3 separate regions of the Homo sapiens genome follow, and all the other regions are linked to region 3. Evidence: chromatin contacts called from ENCODE Hi-C or POLR2A ChIA-PET data. All regions are on one chromosome and are shown on one strand. The core of a region is the stretch at or near the end of the contact, and the rest is flanking DNA. Distances in the headings are between cores, read along the strand shown. Region 1 has its middle 41 kb from the start of ZBTB18. Region 2 has its middle 23 kb from the start of ZBTB18. Region 3 has its middle 88 kb from the start of ZBTB18.

The links. Hi-C counts contacts between places; a loop is a spot of excess contacts on that map. ChIA-PET counts read pairs that join two places held with the same protein, here RNA polymerase II (POLR2A). Pooled maps may share reads with other maps.
Region 1: a map of endothelial cell of umbilical vein shows a loop between it and region 3 (2.1-fold over the local background). The contact joins two enhancer-like sites. A Hi-C loop is called at or near these places in 4 of 168 maps with a recorded cell type or tissue (Right ventricle myocardium inferior, endothelial cell of umbilical vein, left cardiac atrium and 1 more) and 4 of 50 pooled maps. POLR2A ChIA-PET finds 5 or more read pairs at or near these places in 1 of 52 experiments (endothelial cell of umbilical vein).
Region 2: a loop to region 3 is called in a map of transverse colon, with 9 times the contacts of the local background. The contact joins two enhancer-like sites. A Hi-C loop is called at or near these places in 6 of 168 maps with a recorded cell type or tissue (Right ventricle myocardium inferior, endothelial cell of umbilical vein, heart right ventricle and 3 more) and 9 of 50 pooled maps. POLR2A ChIA-PET finds 5 or more read pairs at or near these places in 4 of 52 experiments (A673, CD4-positive, alpha-beta T cell, endothelial cell of umbilical vein and 1 more).

The regions. Positions count from the first base shown.
Region 1 is chr1:244,090,448-244,094,583 of GRCh38, reverse strand. No RefSeq gene overlaps it. Among named protein-coding and RNA genes, the nearest start is that of ZBTB18, 41 kb to the right of the region's middle. Within about 2 kb of position 2,169, at least 2 of the 41 ENCODE cell types and tissues checked have a DNase peak (open chromatin) inside an H3K27ac peak, as active enhancers do.
Region 2 is chr1:244,072,568-244,076,591 of GRCh38, reverse strand. No RefSeq gene overlaps it. Among named protein-coding and RNA genes, the nearest start is that of ZBTB18, 23 kb to the right of the region's middle. RefSeq lists an enhancer at 1,727-1,776. Within about 2 kb of position 1,636, at least 4 of the 41 ENCODE cell types and tissues checked have a DNase peak (open chromatin) inside an H3K27ac peak, as active enhancers do.
Region 3 is chr1:244,137,241-244,140,981 of GRCh38, reverse strand. No RefSeq gene overlaps it. Among named protein-coding and RNA genes, the nearest start is that of ZBTB18, 88 kb to the right of the region's middle. Within about 2 kb of position 2,315, at least 3 of the 41 ENCODE cell types and tissues checked have a DNase peak (open chromatin) inside an H3K27ac peak, as active enhancers do.

The DNA.
Region 1 (4,136 bases), core at 920-3,419, 46 kb after region 3:
GAGACTTTATAGAACATTACTACCATGAATAACAGGAATTGCCTGTAACTCCTTTAAGGTTGATGACCCATTTTATTTATTTTCTCACCTTCCCATCGTCACCTTGGCCCTCTTCTCAGTGCCTAGGAGAGTGCTATGAATATACTGGTATTCAGAACAGTTATCTGCAGTAAGTGACGATTCAGTCTTCGAGGAAATATTAACAGTTGCTTGTTGATTCCGAGATTGTATGGTTTGTTTCATACTACATCACGTTCCCTTTGTGAAACTGGATATTTGAAAGGCTATTCTGCAAAACCTATAGGGTACTCTCAGTTTTTTCCTTGTTGAAATGAAAAAGTAGAGCAGGAAGTGGTCATGGACTAATGCACCTAGATTCTTTATAGTCCTAAGACAAAATATTGAAGACCCAGACTTGAAACATGTTAAGGAGAGAGTTGTCATAGAGTTCTAATGGGATCGGTAGCAAACTAAGGGGTCTGTATCTTGAGGAAAATTCTGGGTAGGGGAGAGTGCCTACTCTGAGTTCCTCTTGAATGAACCATTTATAAGGGTCACTTGGAATAAATAGCCTGGCGAGAAATGGCATCCACTACTTAGGATAGGAGTTAAAGACTTCTAGAATAAATAACCTACTTAGCATCTATCTAAAGCAGATGGGATTATGGGATCCCAAACCAGGAGTGACCCAGCGTCTGCAAAATGCAGAAATGGATGAAATGAGTTTTCTCAGTTGTCACTAGGATGATGCTCATGTCCATTATATCATAGGCGAGCCACAGGTGAGTATATTTTATTTTCTTTTTTTTTTTAGAGATGAGGTTTTACCATGTTGGCCAGGCTGGTCTCGAACTTCTGTGCTCAAGCAATCCACCTGCCTCAGCCTTCCAAAGTGCTGGAATTATAAGTGTGAGCCACCACACCCGGCTGGTGAGCCTATTTTCTAAATATGAAAAATGTCTATTCTTTGTTGGCTGAGTCCAAAACCTGCTGAGGTCTATCATGATCCCCTTTAGGAAGAAGAGAATTTGACTTGGTTGTTTTATTCAAGGCATTTGAGGAATAACAGGTGTGTCAAACGGAGTCAAAGGAATGAGCACCCGGCACCTGGACACAATTGCTCCTCCCATCCCATCTCAGGTCATCCACCTCCAGGTTCATGGTCCTGGCTGCTGGCTCTGCCTTCCCTCTATGGAGGCATCTCCCATAGCTAGGTAGGTTTCTTCCAAAGTGGCCGTCTTTAGAAATAATCGGCACAGACTATGAGGTAAACAAGTAAGGCTGAGAGAGACCTGCCCCTGAGAAAGACAAAGTTCAGATTTGACAGACAACCCATTGACGAGGCCGACATAAAAGCACAGCAGGTAATAAAGAAGCTAGGCATGTGTCCTGACGGCTGATGAATATAATCTGCTAGACAATGTGTCTTTTGAGAAGAGAAATTAAAAGAGCCTCACCACCCTCAATGACGTGTCTCTTTGGGTTTGGCTGGTAAAAAGCAATAAGCTTATGTGAATTGAAAGGCAGGCAGGAAATAGGAGGTTTCGGCTGAAGGAGCGGCAGTCCATAAAGACCTGGCAGGAGGGAAGAGCAGGTAACATGTGCGGGTCTAGAAATAGTACACTTGGGTTAGAGTGGAGAGTGTGAACTTGAATGTGGGATGGGAGGCAGGAATAAAACCTACATTACTCAATTGAGTGATATGATAAAAGCCCCATGAATTCAAGGTAAAGGACTATGTACTCCAGCAGGAGTGGGGGTTTACTATATATCTTCCAGGAGGAGAAGGATATACTAAAACTGCAATTAGAAAAAGATAACAGCAACAGTGGTGCATAGATGATAGAGGAAAGATGAGAACAGGCAGAGAGGCTGGTCAGGAGACTTGGCAGGGAAGGAGGAGTTGGGGACCTGTGGGCATGATAAGGAGAAGGTTGAGTCTGTGGTCTTGGAGACTGGGTAGATGGAGGTAGGGGAGAGAGGCACAGGGAGAAGGAGGATTCAAAGGCGGGATTTTGCGCCGCAGTGACTGGGAAGAAGAAGTGTTGGTGAGTGAGGTAGAGGGAAGATTTTGGCATGTGGTGTTTGAAGATGCTGGAAGCAATTGAAAGTTGGCAGAGTCTGGATATGACTTCATCTGAATTGCATTTCAAATATTAACTCACCAACCGTTCCGACTTTCTTTGTTACCTATTAACATTTCTCAGAGTATGTCCAGGCCCTGATTTCTCAGACCTGGGGTCATCTAGTCATGGTTTAGCCTGGCTCTGATACACTCGTATGTGTTAAAGATGTTTACCCCCAAAGATTCTGAGTAGAGATTGTAACATGTTTAGACTTCAGGCTACTTTTGGAATTAGTAAAATCTTTATCTTACTCTTTTTGCTACCTCCCTCCCTCAATCTTACCTTTCCAATTACACACACACACACACACACACACACACACACACACACACACAGAGTTGAGTTTCTGTTACTCAAAGCTCAGTGCTAGCAATGGTAAAGGATAGATACAGAGGTAAACAAGACACCACACTGTCTTCAAAAGAGCCTACAATCTGGTGGGGACTCCAATGGTTGGCTGGATTGAGCACCTGCCATGCAATGAACACTAAGCTGGGAGGCATTAGAGGCGAAGTGACCTAGTGGTTAGGCATGGATTCTAGTGCCCTGGAGCCAGATGAGCTGGGCTCAAAGTTTTGCTCTCCTGCTTATTCATTGTGAACACTTCAATCAAATGTCCTGGTGCGTCAGTTTTCTTATTTATAAAATGGGCGTAATAATAATTACTTTGTAGGGTTTTATGAAGATTAAATAAGTTAATAAATATAATCAATCGCAATGTATGCTAGGAGCATGTATGAGTTCTCATTGATGAGTTATTTATGAACTCAAACACATTCCTAGTACATAATAAGCACTCCATAAATGTTTGCTATTATTATCTTTGCTCCAGGTTGCCATGGAATGAAGGAACTACGATGGGGATCGAGGTAAAATCAGTGCTAACTCAACAATATTGCAATACATCTTGTTAGAGGGTAGAGTGAACTAAAGAAGGATGTTGTAAATCTCAATCTGATCCATAATCTCAAAACTGGAGATGATTTTTAAATGGCCGATAATTAAATAATCAGTAATGATTAGAGCTGCTAATACAATTTCTTAATTTAAGCTTATCCCACAAAGAACCATTTAGCACTATTTGATTGTGATAATGAATTAGATTGGCCAGGTATTCTTCCTTTTGATTTTGTGAACTATCCCTGGAGACGTGGCTTATTGAAAAATTCATTTCTAATTTTCTGTGGCTGAAACCAGTTTGCTATAATTAATAAATAAACTGATGGATTGTTAGAGATGTCAAGTTACAGTCAACAACTCACAGCACTGGATGAATTAACAAGAGGTGTATATATGCAGAGTCACATGAAGTCAGCTATGAGGCTGCAAGGATGAGCTCTGCGTTGCACAGAAATGAATGACAACACAGGAGCTGGCTGCTTTCTGTCCACCAAGCCACTATGGTAGAGTCTAGGCCAGGCTGGCTCCCCCTTGGGCTCTCCACAGCACTTTGCCATTTTTTTCTTGGAGATGCTTTTCAATCACTACCTTCAATTTGCCATCTGGTGGACCCCTAAGGACTAAGCTCGGATCAGGCTCCTGCTCAGGCTAGGTCAGGTAAGATGTTTGCCTAGAGTGGCCCTAGATCACGTAATCCAAAGGGAAAATATCAGCCCTAGCCAAAAATGAAAGCCAGAGGTCAGTACCAATAGAGTTGTATCAAGCACCAAGACAAAGAGACAAAAGTGAAACTACAAATGAAAAACCAGAGATAAATCTGAAATCAAACAGATTTGAAGTGGTCCAAGATAGCAAAAGTGTGTATCCCAGGGAAAACAGTCCTGACGTGCAGGAGGCTTCCAGGCCCAATCTTACTGGATACGAGCCTAGCTCTGGACGGGAAGGTAGCTACTTATATATGTGTCTTCTCTACACTAAGCTGTAAGCCTTTTGAAAGGCTTCATGTACATATTGTCATTTTTGTGTCCACCATGGAGTCTGAGATACGGCAGACACTTAACAAATATTTTTTAAATGAATGAAGGAATGGGCAATATAGGTGAGAATGCT
Region 2 (4,024 bases), core at 387-2,886, 64 kb after region 3:
TCCTGCCTCAGCCTCCCCAGTAGCTGGCATTACGGGAGCATGCCACCACGCCCAGCGAATTTTATATTTTCAATAGAGACAGGGTTTCACCATGTTACCCAAGCTGATCTCGAACTCCTGACCTCAGGTGATCCGCCCACCTCAGCCTCCTAAAGTGCTGCACCTGGCCCCTTTAATCTGTTTCTTAACTTGATTTTCCACAGGTGGATTTAATAAGCTTCAGAGTCAGCTGATCTAGGTTGGAACCCTGGTTCCTGGAAAAATTACTCTCTCAACTTCAGTTTCCTTATCTGTAAAATGGTGTTAGTGCCTACCTTGAAACTTTGTTAGGGAAGCTAGCAGGAATTTATGTCGAGTGAAGCAGAGTACGTTAAACATGAGGTGCTCGCCTCATATCAGCTTTTTTGCACGATCCTCAAAGCAAAACACATGTTCATGTGTACTTGCCTTTTTCTCTGTGGTCTCTTTTAGGTCCTCCAGGACAGGGACAATATTTTTATTCTTGGTAAACCCTATAGTGCTTTGCACAACACTTAGTAGAATAAGTGAATTCATCAATGAACGAAATTACTCTTTCGTTTTTCCCTAAGGTTCTGGTCTCTTTTAGGTCCTCCAGGATAGGGACAATTGTCATTCTTGGTAAACCGAGAATAAAACTTTTCTCTCTGATCTCTTTTAGGTCCTCCATGATAGAGACAATTTTTATTCTTGGTAAACCCTATAGTGCTCTGCACAATACTTAGTAGAATAAATGAATTCATCAACGAACGAAATTACTCTTTCGTTTTTCCCTAAGGTTCTGCCTTCCAGAGTTCACACCATCTCACACTTCATTGTTTCTCCCTTCCTCACAGCCAACATCTCTTCCGGGTGGTAGGTTTAAGTCAGTCTCCGGTCGCCGTTTTTGCAAGTCTTAGAGACTGGCCCTTTTAAAAGAGGATTCCTGACATTTGCATCTTGTGTCAGAACACATGCATTTGCATACGTTGGAGAACCTTGAGGCTCCAGACAGCCTGAAGTTAGAAAGTGCTCAGAAGAGCAAGGCAAGCCTCCCCCAGGAGGGTAGGAAGTGGTAGGCACTTACAGTTAGTGCCAGCCAACTCCTTAATGTCCCAGCCAAATTCCTGGGATGGCCAGTCCCAGGAAACCACATGTTTTTATGCTCAAGCTTGTAAAACATTGTCGTAAGTAAATCAAATTTTTGTCCTGCCCTCTCTGCTTACCAGACCAAGAGCAGTGATTATGAATGGCAAGTGGCAAGAAACGGGGTGGAGAAAAACATCACCAGTGAAGACGGAAATGTGTCTGAGAGGTAGGACGGGGGTGTCTGCTTTCTCAGGGAAGCTCCAGCTTCTGTTCCACCTCCTGGGAACCTGCCTGTGTGTCCTAATGTCCACCTAGCCCGGATGAGACTGGACAATCAAATTCATGCTCCTCCCGCTCTCCCTCACTTTACCTGTGGGGGTGTCAAAGCCAGAGAGTGAAGCCATTAAATCAGTGCAACCAGAAAATTCATGAGCTCAGAGAGGGCGGGTTGCCTGGTAGAATTAGTAAACTTCATGAGGTGAGAACCACATTTCCGTTCAGCTCAGTGTTCGCGGTGCGAGACAATGCCTCGCCCACTCGAAGTGTTTGTTGAGGGAGTGGATGCATAGATGCAGGAATAAACCAGTGAACGAACACATCGCAGCCGGCAGTAAACTCAGCAAGCCCTTCAGGTTCCCTTTCAAGGCGCTAAGACTACCCGTTTTGCAGCCTGGGCTACTTAGGGGTAACAGGTGAGAAAATATCTGTTGAAGTTTCCAGGACAGTGGAGAGGGCAATGCGTGGGCAGGTCCCAGGAGAAAAAAAAGGCTGCAGGTGGGGTGGAGCCAGCCGTGCAGGAAGCAAGTGGGAGAGAAGTAGGAGGTGGGTGCAGCTGAGCGCCCGGGGAAGCCCCTGCAGGAAGGGACGTTGGTCAGGCAGGAGGAAGGAGGAGGAAAGAGCACATCACATCTGTGGTGCCCAGGTGGCCACCCAGAGCCCACTACGCCACATAGGCTGTCATTTAATTCCTTCAAGAGCCCTGTGATTTCAGTATTATTATCTCCATTTTATGTCGGAGAAAACTGAGGCTCAGAAATAGTAAGAAACACAACCAAGGTCAAGAAGCTGGAAAGTGGAATAGCGTTGGGAATTCAACCAAGGTTTCGCCAATTTCAAAGCCAATATTCTTTCCATCCTCCTAGCACTGTCTCCTGGGAAAAATTAATGTGAGGGATACGTATCACATTGATACACATCATCCAATGATACCCTGCCTCCACCCTGCCGCCAGCCACCCAGCCCCATCAGTCCCCAAGTCCCGTTGACTTGTTTTTTCTAAGTTTGACTGGGACCCAAACCCTTCTTTCCATCCCTGGCTGGGCTGCTGCCTCAGCCCATTCCTCCATCACCTGTCACGTGGACCACAGCGGTCCTCTCCTGACAGGCCAGCCACCCTGCTTGCATCTCACATGGCACATCCACAACCACAGTGTTCTTTCTGGAGTGCAAAATGGAATGTTTTTCTCCTGCTCTAGGATGAGGCCCAGATCCCCTAGGTCCTGGCCTGGCTGACCAGCCCAGTAGCATCTCTCTCAATTGGATGGTGATCCCCAAAAAGATATGTCCACACCTAACAACCGGACCCTCTGAATGTGACCTCATTTGGAAAAAGGGTCTTTGCAGATGCCATTAAGTTAAAGATCTTGTGATGAGGAGATCATCCTAGATTACCCAGGTGAGCCCTAAATCCAATGACAAGTGTCCTTTAAGAGGCAGAGAGAGACCTGGTGCGGTGGCTCTCACCTGAAATCCTAGCACTCTGGGAGGCCGAGGCGGGAGGATCACTTGAGGTCGGGAGTTCGAAACCAGACTGGCCAACATGGTGAAACCCCGTCTCTACTAAAAATACAAAAATGAGCCGGGTATGATGGTGGGTGCCTGTAATTCCAGCTACTCGGGAGGCTGAGGCAGGAGAATTGCTTGAACCCAGGAGGCAGAGGCTACAGTGAGCCGAGATCGTGTCACTGCACTCCAGCCTGGGTGATTGAGTGAGACTCCATCACAAAAAAAAAAAAAAAAAAAAAGAGGCAGAAGAGAAGACACAGAGAGTAGAAGACCACGTGAAGATAGAAGCAGAGATTGGAGTGGTGCAGCCACCAGGAACGCCTGGAGCCACCGGCCACTGGAACTTCAGGGACAAGGGAGGATTCCCGCATGGAGCTTCTGGCGGGAGCATGGCTCTGGCAACCCCTTAATTTTGGGCTTCTTGCTTCCAGAACAATGAGAGAATAAAGGACTGTTGTTAGAAGGCACCCAGTTGCTGGTGATTTGTTTGGCAGCCCTGGGAAACTGATACACCTTTCCCATCGTGCTCTAGCCAGACCCACTGGACTGAGAAAGATCTGACAGTTTCCTCAGATTTGCCCAGTTCTCTGTCTGGTCCTTCGCACATGCTAACTCTCTGCCCAAAACACTGTTCCACCCGCTTATTTACAGGCTGACTCCTCTTCCCCTGCCACTTTCTGAAGAATCTTCTCTGGCACATCAGCCAGGTTGGACTCCACTTACAGCGCGACCCCTCTTTCGGTGCACTTCACTTTTATAACACTCATGATACTTTATGGTCATTTTTGGTTTCATTGTTTCATTGGCTGGTAAGTAAGTTCCATGACGGCAGGAACTGCTGTATCCCCAGGCCCAAGTGTGCAGTAGCCACTTCGTCAACATTTTCCCTCTACCTTAGTTCCATTTCCACCTCTGGCAAGCTTCCCCCATTATGTGAGGAAAGCCCATTTTCAGCTGGAAATACAGGAGCGAACCCATGAAAATGGGGTGAGGAGGGCAAACAGAGAATGAAAGAACTTAGTGTCATCTTCAGCCCTGTGCCCAGTCACCCCCAAGGCCAGCGCTGCTCCTGGGCTTCCTAGCCGTGTGAGTTAATAAAGTCTATTCTTTCTTCACACTAGTCTGTGTCTGTTTTCGGTCACTGAAAACAGTG
Region 3 (3,741 bases), core at 1,066-3,565:
TTGTATTTTTAATAGAGACAGGGTTTTGCTGTGTTGGCCAGGCTGGTCTCGAACTCCCGACCTCAGGTGATCTACCCACCTCAGTCTTCCAAAGTGCTGGGATTGTAGGCATGAGCCACTGCGCCTGGCCTCATTATTCATACTTTTCTATCTCCCCACTAGATTGTGTTTCTGTAACCTATTGTGCACACAATAACCGGCACGATGCATGCAGAAAATGTTTTTGAATGACATGTTGGTTGAATAAAACTTGTTGGATGAATGGATAGATGGGTGGATGGATGGGGTAAGTGGACAATGATGGAGGATGGATGGGTGGATAAATGGATGGATGGATGGATTGATGGCTGGATGCATGGATGGGTGAGTGGGGTAGGTGGATGGATGATGGAGGATAGATGGGTGGATAAATGGATGGATGGGTGGGTGGATGGATGGATGGATGGATGGATGGATGGATAGAACATCAACTTGTAATATTAACCAAAAACTTTTTCAGAATAAACTTGAACTTATACAGGTTTACTCTTCTGTCTTCCTTTTAGGCAATCTTAAATCTCGTTAAATGGTTATCCTAAATTAATTTCTAAAAGTCATGACAAAATTTCAGAAACATATTTGTTTACAAATAATGAAGAAGGGTAGCGGAAGGGTGGTGCTGAGGTGACTGTGATGCGGGTGCCCTCCCCACTCTACGGTATGCGCGCACACAGTGCTGTGCCCAGGCTGGTCAGATGCCGCAAGTCTGTGAGCACTAAAATATCCGCAGAAACACATCGCTTCTGTGTTCGTTATTTTCCAAATAACAGCAGCAGAATGCTTTGGGAAGAGGTCGTGAGCGGCGTGGAGGAGGAAGTCGATCTGAAATGCTTGAGGAGGTGGAGAAGAAAAGCCAGAGAGAGCGGAGAGACCTTGGGAAGAGACGGCTGGAGAAGCCAGACGTGAGAATCCAGCGCCCCGCTGCCACCTCGGCCACACGGAGGCATTTCGCGGAGCCTCGGTTCCCTCATTAGAAAAACCGAGGGGTTGAACTGCTTCGTTTTTGAAGTTCCTTCCAGCTCTAAAATGTCTTAGTTGTATGCAAGCCAAAATAAACAAAAAATGGTATCACTTTATGCATATGCTCTTCTAAATATCCCAGTGGGAAAGCACGAAGCCTGTGTTTCCAGCTCGCTGCTTCAGAGATGCCAGTTCACAAGTCGTTCTTTAATCTCGGGGACATTATCTGAATTCCTGATGAAAGTGAGTCGTAGTTGTGTAGGGGCCAGGGTGTGTATGTGTGAGAAGACAGAGAAAGAGCAGGAGAGCGAGAGAAAGAGAGAGAGAGAGAAACAGACAAGAGTAGGTCCTCCTCAATATTTGGACTATGATCCCTGACTACAAGAGAGCACCGCTAGCAACACTATTTCATTCATGATCTGGTTTACTTGGTAATTTTCAAGCCTCTACAATATATTAGGTATAAACATTTCCAAAACATTGCCTCTCCCAATTTCTTTTAACAAGGACGGAAGAATTATCTGCACCCACATGACACCATTCTACTGTATTCTTCACCTCTTTTTTTTCTTAATCCCACAGTACCAGAGACATGCATGTATCTTGTTGTCATCTTTGTTTTTAAACTGTCTTAAAATACAAGCAAAGGAAAAAGTGATCAACAGATTCAAAGAAAGAAGGAGATGCAGTTAACACCGAAGCTGCTTTTTTGTGGGAGCACTTACAAGTCTAAAATAAGAATCTTAAGTGCCATTTGCCTGGAAAAGAGCGTAGCAGGAGACAGATGTTTCTCTCATTATTTTTGTTCAGAGGCACCATTGCTGCTACGACATGTCACCATCCGAGAGGGCCACCAGCAAAGGAAAGGATGGCTGTGCCTTATTTACCCTGTGACTTCCAGCAGGGCCCAGGGAAAACAATTGTAGCTTGCAGTTTTAAAAAAAATTTAGAAGCCATGGCTTTCAGAATAAAGATATTGAGCAATCATCTGTTTCTAATGTCATGAGACAGATCTCACTTTCCTTTCTTTCCAAGTAGTATCTTCTCCTGTTTTTCTTGGTGGAGAGGTATTTTTGTAACATGCTGAAAACTAAGCAGAGAAAATGGGCAAAGTCAAGGTCAGATGTACATCTCTCCTTTAGTCTATTCTGAATCATACATATCATTTTTTGTATGTTCCAGCTAATTCATGTTGGGGCTTTGCTGAACATTAGCACCTCTGGGCATGGGTGATGTTGCTGGGTTTTCTTATTCGGTAAGAGGATAAGCATCTTTTACCGGGTTTGCTCAAGCCCACCCTAGAAAGCCAGGCCCGGGCAGCCCACGGTCCGGGAAATGCTCCATTCTTTCCTGTGTTGGGCAGGATTTCCTGCAAAGGGCCAAGAAAACATACTTTCCCATTGTCTTGGTTTAAACTGTAGAAAGCCCTTGCGTCCACATGGAGACTTTGTTATTTGCTGCCGTCATAACTAAGGGAGATGGACAGGCCACTCTTTGGCACTGTACACAGTCCCCCTGATGGTCACCTTCACAACAAAAGCAAATGAAGAGACAAGGTGTTTCTGTATCTGTTGCTGGGCTCACCATGCCTCACACCTCTCCCATTCACCTAATTGGTAAAACAGGAAGAGCGCAGCTGGAACCCAATGGAAGGAACAAAATATGAACCAACTCACCGGCAGTGCTGCTTGGTTGATTAGCACTCTTGCTTAAGAGCATGTTTATGATCTATCGCTTTATGAATAATAGGAAAGAGTATCAGTGTGTAGAAAAAGTGGAGGAGAGGGCCAGAAATGACCCTCTGAATCTTGAAGGGACAGTCTCAAAGTCTTGCCTATAAGGGATTAGCAATAGGGAGCCAGCGGATGGATTAATGATCTAAGATATGAGATGCCAGCAACTAACAATGGGAATAACAGTAGAAGCAGTGAGCAGGAAATCTTGGCTATGACTCTCAAACTCAACAGATCTGAAGCTCTGTCCACCGCAATCCAGAGCTGTACCACAGGCATCTCTCAGCTGGAGCTCCCGTATTATTCAACCACTGTCTTCCCACTCCCTCAATGTACTTGAAGCAGCTTGCACTACCATGACTCTGCAGGAAATGTGTGTGGCTGTTTAGAGATGAACATCCGCAGTGAATACATCGGAGCTGTTTGTCAGGTCAATCCTTCGCAGAATGGCTCCATTAAGAAGCTACATTTCAAGGGCTTCTTTCCTTATCTCTCAGAACAACCCATTTGCTATGGTCCTGAGTGCACAGCAGAAGTCAATGCCTCCCAGAATACTGGGAATTCAAAAGCCTTCTAAAAAGGCTTCTAAAAACGCTCAAAATGAAAGTAAGTGATCCAGAAAAATATTCTCTGTAGAGTTGCAGGTTGGTTTTTGACAAAAGATTTGCCTAGCTTCTGGCAAGCATTAATGGTGGTAATATGTCAGACAAACAAACAAAAAGGAAAAGCAGCATAGGAAACGGGTGTAAGGATCTTTTCACAGTGTCATGGCAGCTGTGAAACACACCCAGCTGTTTCCTAGATTGGAGAGGAAAACAACCCACTGGTCCCATCATCACTAGTGGGGCCCCATGACACTCTTATCTGATCAATTAATAAAGTCACCAGAAGGAAGCTACAAGGCTAAGAATAGTGTTTCAGATAAATCCCAAAAGTCAGCTGTAAGTTAACTCCAGTCTGATGAATCCTCCATTAATACTATTAGGATGGGGGAAAAATCCCTTATTTT